Regions from separate parts of the Homo sapiens genome. Here region 1 is linked to region 2. A link is a contact called in ENCODE Hi-C or POLR2A ChIA-PET data. All regions are on one chromosome and are shown on one strand. Each heading gives the region's core, a stretch centred on a gene start or an enhancer-like site at or near the end of the contact. The rest is flanking DNA. Distances are from core to core; before and after follow the strand shown.

Region 1 (3,383 bases), core at 481-2,980, 1.2 Mb after region 2:
GCCATTCTCCTGCCTCAGCCTCCCGAGTAGCTGGGACTACAGGCGCCCGCCACCACGCCCAGCTAATTTTTTTTGTATTTTTAGTAGAGACAGGGTTTCACCGTGTCAGCCAGGATGGTCTCGGTCCCCTGACCTCATGATCCGCCCACCTCGGCCTCCCAAAGTGCTGGGATTACAGACGTGAGCCACCGCGCCCGGCCAACACAAATGAAATTTTAAGTAGTTCCAGCTACTCAGGAGGCTGAGGCAGGAGGATGGCTTGAGTCCTGAAGGTCTAGGCTGCAGCGAGGCGTGATTGTGCCGCTGTACTCTAGCCTGGGCAACAGAGAACAACCCTGTTTCAAAAAAAAAAAAAAAAAAAAGAAAAAGAAAAAAATAAAATTTAAAAATATTTTTTAAAGCTTGTAACATAAAAGTTCTAATCTCATTAGTCAGTTGTAATTTTCCATTTCATTTCTAAACTTTAGAGTGGGCTATTTTTTCCCTTTATTTCCTCTGGAGCAATTGTCCTCTTTATGGCTCTAGTAAAAAGAATCAGGGACAGGCCTCCGTTTTAGATGTAAATGACTAAAATCAAACCAATTAAGGTTTCAGTGCTACAAGAATCAAGGAGGTTTTAATCTCAATTTGTGTTTGCATTTATGACCGTTGGCTCTCCCATGGGAGAGAGAAAAGACGGCCCCTACACCTGGTTTCAGGTTGATTACAATCAACAAGGACCCAGTTTAGTATAGAAGGCTCGTTTTGCATTAAACACCTTTTTGTGCAGAGGAGGTGGTGGTGGTGAAGATAAAAATCTTTGACCAAATCCTGTCAATTTGCATTGTTCTCTGGAAGAATAGGCTTTCAAAAGTTAAGGAACAAAAGAGGAGTTGGTTTTCCAGTCTCCCTTAGGCGGCAGCAGATTGTGAAGCAGCCACCGGGAGGAACCAAAGTATAAATTATCAATAAGAGGACGGTGTGTGTGTGTGTGTGTGTGTGTGTGTGTGTGTGTGTGTGTGTGTCAGAGAAAAGTGAGAGAAGCGAGGAAAGAGATAGGGAACACACATGCTAAGGCTCCGAGGCGTTTTCCACGATGTGCCTGGTTACGTAATGTTGATAATGAAACGCACTGCAAGCAGCATCAATGCATTCTTCCGACCCTGCTCACCACTCCCAGCTGGGATACAATGGGGACGGGAAGAGGGGACAGGATGCCCTGTGCAGGCAGAGAGCTGTCCAGACAGAGGTAAACCAGGCAGTTGGGCAGAACCCGAGCCCAGAGAATTTCTCCCCAGGCCCCGGGACCAGCCCACCGTTGCTGTGGCTCTAAAGATGGGCAGAAGAACCAGTTTCAAAAAGCAGGATCTGGGATCCGACCTCTTAGGTTTTTATTCAGCAGGCAGGGAAAAGGGGTTAGAAGCTGGAAATCTGCATTTCCACTCGGCTCTGGCGACTGAGACAGGAACGCGGACACCTCACGCTGAAAAGCCACAGCAGCGCGTGGGCAGGGCGCACCCCCGCGCGGGGACGCGGAGCTCCTGGAGCGAGAGCGCGTGCGGTCGCGAGCCCGCCGCTCCCCAGCAACGGCGCATGCGCCCGTTCGTCCCTCAGCGAAGGCGCGCTGCTTGGCGGGCGGGCTCTTCCAATCCGAGCCAGCGTTCTCGGAGTACGTATCCAGGAGCTGCAAGCTGAGGGCTGCGGGAGGCGGGAGGAAAAAGTGGGGCCGGGCCTGAGTTGGGCTGACCTGTGAAAGTCTGGGAAGGTCTGCGAGAGAAGCGGAGTGTTTTCAGCTCCGGAAGTGGCAGTTGTAAACTTCACCTCCCGGGGGCTCTTCCCCTTCTGTACCCCTTTGCTGTTTGTCCCCCTCCTCCCGGGTCCTGGAGTCCGTCGTGTTCCAACAGTTTTTGCTCTTATTCCCGTGGGCTGCCTGGGCCTCCTTTCACCCGTGAGACTTGGAGCGGCCCCTGGGGTCTTGGGTGTGCAGCACGGATCACGCGAGACCCCTGAGGTAACCGCACGGTGTGGGGGCTTCGAGGCGGACGACTTGGGAGGGAGGTGTTGAGAGGGTTGTAGGGGCCCCTGAGTGAGTTTGGGGCGGCCCTGGGGCTGTTGGCGTAGGCTTTGGGGCACGCCTCCAGCTCCCTGGGCTGGGTCTCCCCGCCCACCTGGAGGAAGATCTCCGTGGAGCATCCTAGCCAGAGATCGCTGAGGCTGTACCAGAGCGCCGGATGGGGACCAGAGGGGAGGCAGAGGACCGGGATTTGGAGCTTCTTAGGGTTACTGCTGCGGAGCGCTTTCGTTCCCGAGAATCAGTAAGCCCCTCGAGGATAGGGACCACGTCTTTCAGCCCGCTCTCCCCTTTTTAAATGCCGGCCACACACTAGACACTCTACAGATGTTTGATAAACGGGAATGAGTTGTGCTAGACTGTCACCTGCAGCTTCTACCTACCCTCCAGGACTCTGAGAGACTTAGAATCTGAGTCAGCTGTGCGTTTTCCCGAAGCTGTAAATTTTCTGCAGAAATGGAGCCGACTTTTTGAATTTTTTTATTCCATTATGATATTGATCCTAAGAAAATACATATTTCATGTATACATTTTAGGTAAATGAGATAAATACGTCTTTATTTTGTTTATTAGAGTTGGTGTCCAGCTCTTTTGAATACATGACATACCGATGTTTTATGGTTTTCATAATATTGGAGAAAAGAACATACGATTTTGTCACTTTTTTTTTTTTTTGAGATGGAGTCTTGCTCTGTCACCCAGGCTGGAGTGCAGTGGCGCGATCTCGGCTCACTGCAAGCTCCGCCTCCCGGGTTCACGCCATTCTCCTGTCTCAGCCTCCCCAGCAGCCGGGACAACCGGCGCACGCCGCCACGCCCGGCTAATTTTTTTGTATTTTTAGTGGAGACGGGGTTTCACTGTGTTAGCCAGGATGGTCTCGATCTCCTGACATCGTGATCCGCCCGCCTCGGCCTCCCAAAGTGCTGGGATTACAGGCGTGAGCCACTGCGCCCGGCATGTCACTTATTTTATTTAACTGTTAGTTCCTACTCTCAACAAAACAGTGGTAGAGCAGAAGATGAACATGGTTTTTCATAAAATGCAGAGGAAACAAAGGCAGTGCAACCTGCTAAGAGGAAAGATGAAGGGCATAGTCTTAGTTTGTAGCTTTCTGTGTTAGTCTTGGGGCTCAGCCATTTATGAGCTGCGTCCCCACAGGCAAACCACCTAACCTTCCTAGGCGTTAGGTTCTTTATCTGTCAGATAAGGAGGAAGGACTTAGTCTCTAAAGTCTCATTTGATTCTAAAACGTTTTGGTTGTCTCAGTCCCTTGGTCTTGGTCTTGTTTTGATGTAAGAACCAAACTTCCCCTTTAAAGGTTGATTATGTACCT
Region 2 (3,195 bases), core at 369-2,868:
TTTGTCAGTTGTTAGTTCCCTGGGCAGCGATGAAAACTGCCCCCAGGTAAGTCTGTTGGGTCTCGCCGCTTTTCTATTTGACCGTCTGGCTTAAAGTGATACAAATCGTGTTTCTAAAAAGTATAAAACCAGTGTTTTATTTCATAACATTATTCCTAAGGTCTTAGGACAATTCTCAAAGTCGAAAAAAATGACCTTACTTCTACCAGCATTACTTAAAATGCCTTACGAGCTACGCCCAAATATCGTCAAATGAACAGGTTTCCACAAAAGGAACACGTTCTAAAAACTCCTTAACAATCACCAAGACCAACTAACTCGTGTCAACGTAAATACTGCCTTTGTGGTGCGGTCACTAGAAACCCCAAAGTGCAGCAGGTCACTATGGACCAGGGTTTCAGATCCCCAAATAAAGCAAAGGAATGGGTCCCCGGACCACAACCTCCGACTCGATTCGTCGCCCGCCCACCGCCTGCAGCGCAGTCCAGCGGCGCCCACACAGACTCGTGCTACAGTCCCCTCGCCCAAGTTCACTGGCTGTTTTTAAAAGCTTAGTCCCCCGTAAAGTCCTCCAAAGCCCGAGTCCACCTCAACGCGCGAGCTGCTGAGAGGGGCTACGGGCACCCCGGGCGGGGATGCCGCACCACAACGGGCACTTGAGGGGCCGCACGGGGCCTCGCACTTACAGGTCCCGGCCCTGCCCACCCCCCGGCGGCCTTGCCCGGCCCAGCGCCCGCGCTCCGTGCCCAGGGCGCGGGGCTGGGCGCTCGCAGTGGCCGTGGCGAGGGGCCGCTCCCGGCTCCCACGCCGCCCCGCGACGCCCGCTGCAACTCCGGGCCACTTCTCCAAGGGACGGGGATGTGCGGAGGTTAACTCAAGCCGCTAATTGTCCGCAACAAAACAAAACAAAGGCATTTCGGGCCAGAGAGAAAGCTCGAGAAAGCGACCGAGACATGTACCTGAGTGAGACAGATGGGAGAATACATCATGACTTCGCCTTAAAACGCACTTTCCGGGAGATGCCCAAGAAAATCTTCGAGAAGCAAGAATTTCATCTATTCATTTTACAGTCATCTGAGCCCCGCGATGCGATCAATCAGGACGGGGCTCTGCGCTGGATCACCGCAACTTCACAACAAACCCAGTCCTCCTTAAATAGCCAAAGATTCAAGTTCACTCGGCGTGCTAGATTTCCAGGGGTGAAATCCAATCTACACTTTTAACCCTCTTGCAGTCCGAGCGCGCTGGCCGTGCTTGCCGAGGCCGCCGCCGCCGCCGGTGTTGGCTGCTTTTCGCCTGGGTTTGGGGATTTGTTTTCTATTTTGCAGTTGTTGTTGTTGTTGGGGTGTAGGGGGTGCGCGAAGGTTCGGTGTGGGTTGGATTGGGGTGGTGGTTGGTGGTAAAATGCTTTTTCAAAAAAGGCGGGGAGGGGGGCGCGGGAGGGCGCAGGAGGGCGAGCGGGCGGGCGGGAGGGAGAGCGGGGAGAATGTGTCACCGCGCTGGGAAAGTTCAAGGTTACAGCCCCAAGCACTGCGGCAGGATCCCGGAGTGGTGATCGCAGGCGAAACTTTGCCGCGAGCCGACCATGTGTGTGCGCGAGGGGCAGCGTGAGCGAGTGCGCGCGGGTGGCGGGGCGCGCGCGGGAGAGGGCCGGGGTGGGGGCGGGGTGGGATGGGGGAGAAGGGAGAGGCCGGGGTGAGGGAGGGGGCGCGAGCGCTGATCTCTGGGGCGGAAGAGGCTCGCGGCGCGTGGTCCCCGGCAGCAGCAGCCGCCGCCGCCCGCGCCGGGTCTTCGGCGCCCGGCCGCCCGCCCGCCCGCCTCGCCCCGCGTCTGACCCGGCCGAGCGTGGAGGCTGCTGTTGCCGCCGCTGCCCAGAGCCCAGGGGTATCAAAACGATCTCCTGAAAAATTCCAAACGATAAATCCCGCTCTCCCGCTCGGCTCCAAACTCCTCTCTTTTCTGCTCTAGGCTCTTTTTTTTCCCTCCCTCTCTTGCTTTCTTTCGTTGCAAAACTTGGAAGTTGAAAAATTCACCGGTTCCACCCTCTGGACCCCGCTCGAGCTCTCTCCAAATCAGACTTAAGGATTGTTTTATTATTTAATTACACAATCATCGCTTTACTCCTCCTCCTGCAAACGCGCATTCCTTTTGCACCAGCCTCTCCACACCCCCCGCCCCCCCACCTTCCTCCTCCTCCTCCTTCTCCTTCTCTCCCCCCACCTCTCCCTCATTTGTTAAAGGTATCCTACCGGTGCTACAGAACCATGACTTTTTTTTTTTTTCCAAAATAGCTCTTCTTTCCGCTGCCCTCCCCACACCAGCACACACATACACACCCCCGAAAACCCGCCCTGGAAGAGGTATTTCGGTGCTCGCTGCGGACTCTTTTAAGCCGCGGGAACATCCGAGTGGGAGAAGCACCGAAACCGTCTGAGCCCGAGAAAGGAACGAGTGGAAAATTCCCTCACACCCAGGCCGCCCCCAGGCCGGGGCTGGGGCGCGGACACTCGCACCCGGGGCGGGCTCAGTCCGCGGAGCCTGCGGCTGCCGGGAAAAGGGGGAGGCCGAGCAGGCGGGGACCTGAGCGAACTTGGGCTCAAGTAGTTGGGGCGCGCCGGCGTGGACCAGGGGGGTGCGGCGCCCAGCCCCCGACGGCCCCGCCCGGAGCCCGGGTTCGCGGATAGGGAGGGGGTGCGGGTTCGTCCCGGGTCTGCCCACCAGGGGCCCGCACCCGAGGCAGTCGCGGCGCGCGGCGCTTCGCCGCGGTTTGCCGCCCTCCCCGGGGGTGCCCCGTGCACGTGGCCTCGCTCTGAGCGGGAGGACCGGGCCGAGCCGCCGCCGCCGCCTCTTGCTCCCTCCACCTCCTCCCCGCGCCCGGCTTCGCTCTCCTCCTCCTCCTCCTGCAGCCCCGCTGGCTGGCTCCCAATCCCCACCCCCCGGGGCCCGGGGCGCCGGCGGAAAGCGTCTCCCTACCCGCCCGGGTGCAGGCGGGGCGGGGCCGCGGCGCGCCCGGGGCTGCGGGGCGGGCCGGCGGGCGCGCGCGCGCCGCTGCAGCCCTCCAGAGGCTGCGGGCCCTGAGCCGCTCGGCGCCCGCGCCGGCTCCCCACCGCGGCGCTGCCCCGCCCCCACCCCGTCGCCCGTGCAGGCTCCGAGTGAATGAACTTGATTCCAGGGATTTTGAAGAAGGCGGTTCGC

Evidence for each region. A loop is a pair of places that touch in the nucleus more often than their neighbours do. ChIA-PET counts read pairs that join two places held with the same protein, here RNA polymerase II (POLR2A). Pooled maps may share reads with other maps.
Region 1: a loop to region 2 is called in a pooled map, with 9 times the contacts of the local background. The contact joins the promoter of CCDC171 here to the promoter of NFIB in region 2. A Hi-C loop is called at or near these places in 2 of 168 maps with a recorded cell type or tissue (OCI-LY7 and naive thymus-derived CD4-positive, alpha-beta T cell), 1 of 37 single-sample maps with no recorded cell type and 10 of 50 pooled maps. POLR2A ChIA-PET finds 5 or more read pairs at or near these places in 1 of 52 experiments (OCI-LY7).

The regions. Positions count from the first base shown.
Region 1 is chr9:15,551,313-15,554,695 of GRCh38, forward strand. It overlaps CCDC171 (coiled-coil domain containing 171), which reads left to right and starts at 1,731. Exons shown (of 26, transcript NM_173550.4): 1 at 1,731-1,990. RefSeq lists enhancers at 1,328-1,973, 1,869-2,038 and silencers at 1,429-1,488, 1,499-1,588.
Region 2 is chr9:14,312,523-14,315,717 of GRCh38, forward strand. It overlaps NFIB (nuclear factor I B), which reads right to left and starts at 1,619. Exons shown (of 11, transcript NM_001190737.2): 1 at 960-1,619. The coding sequence starts at 989. RefSeq lists a silencer at 1,028-1,322.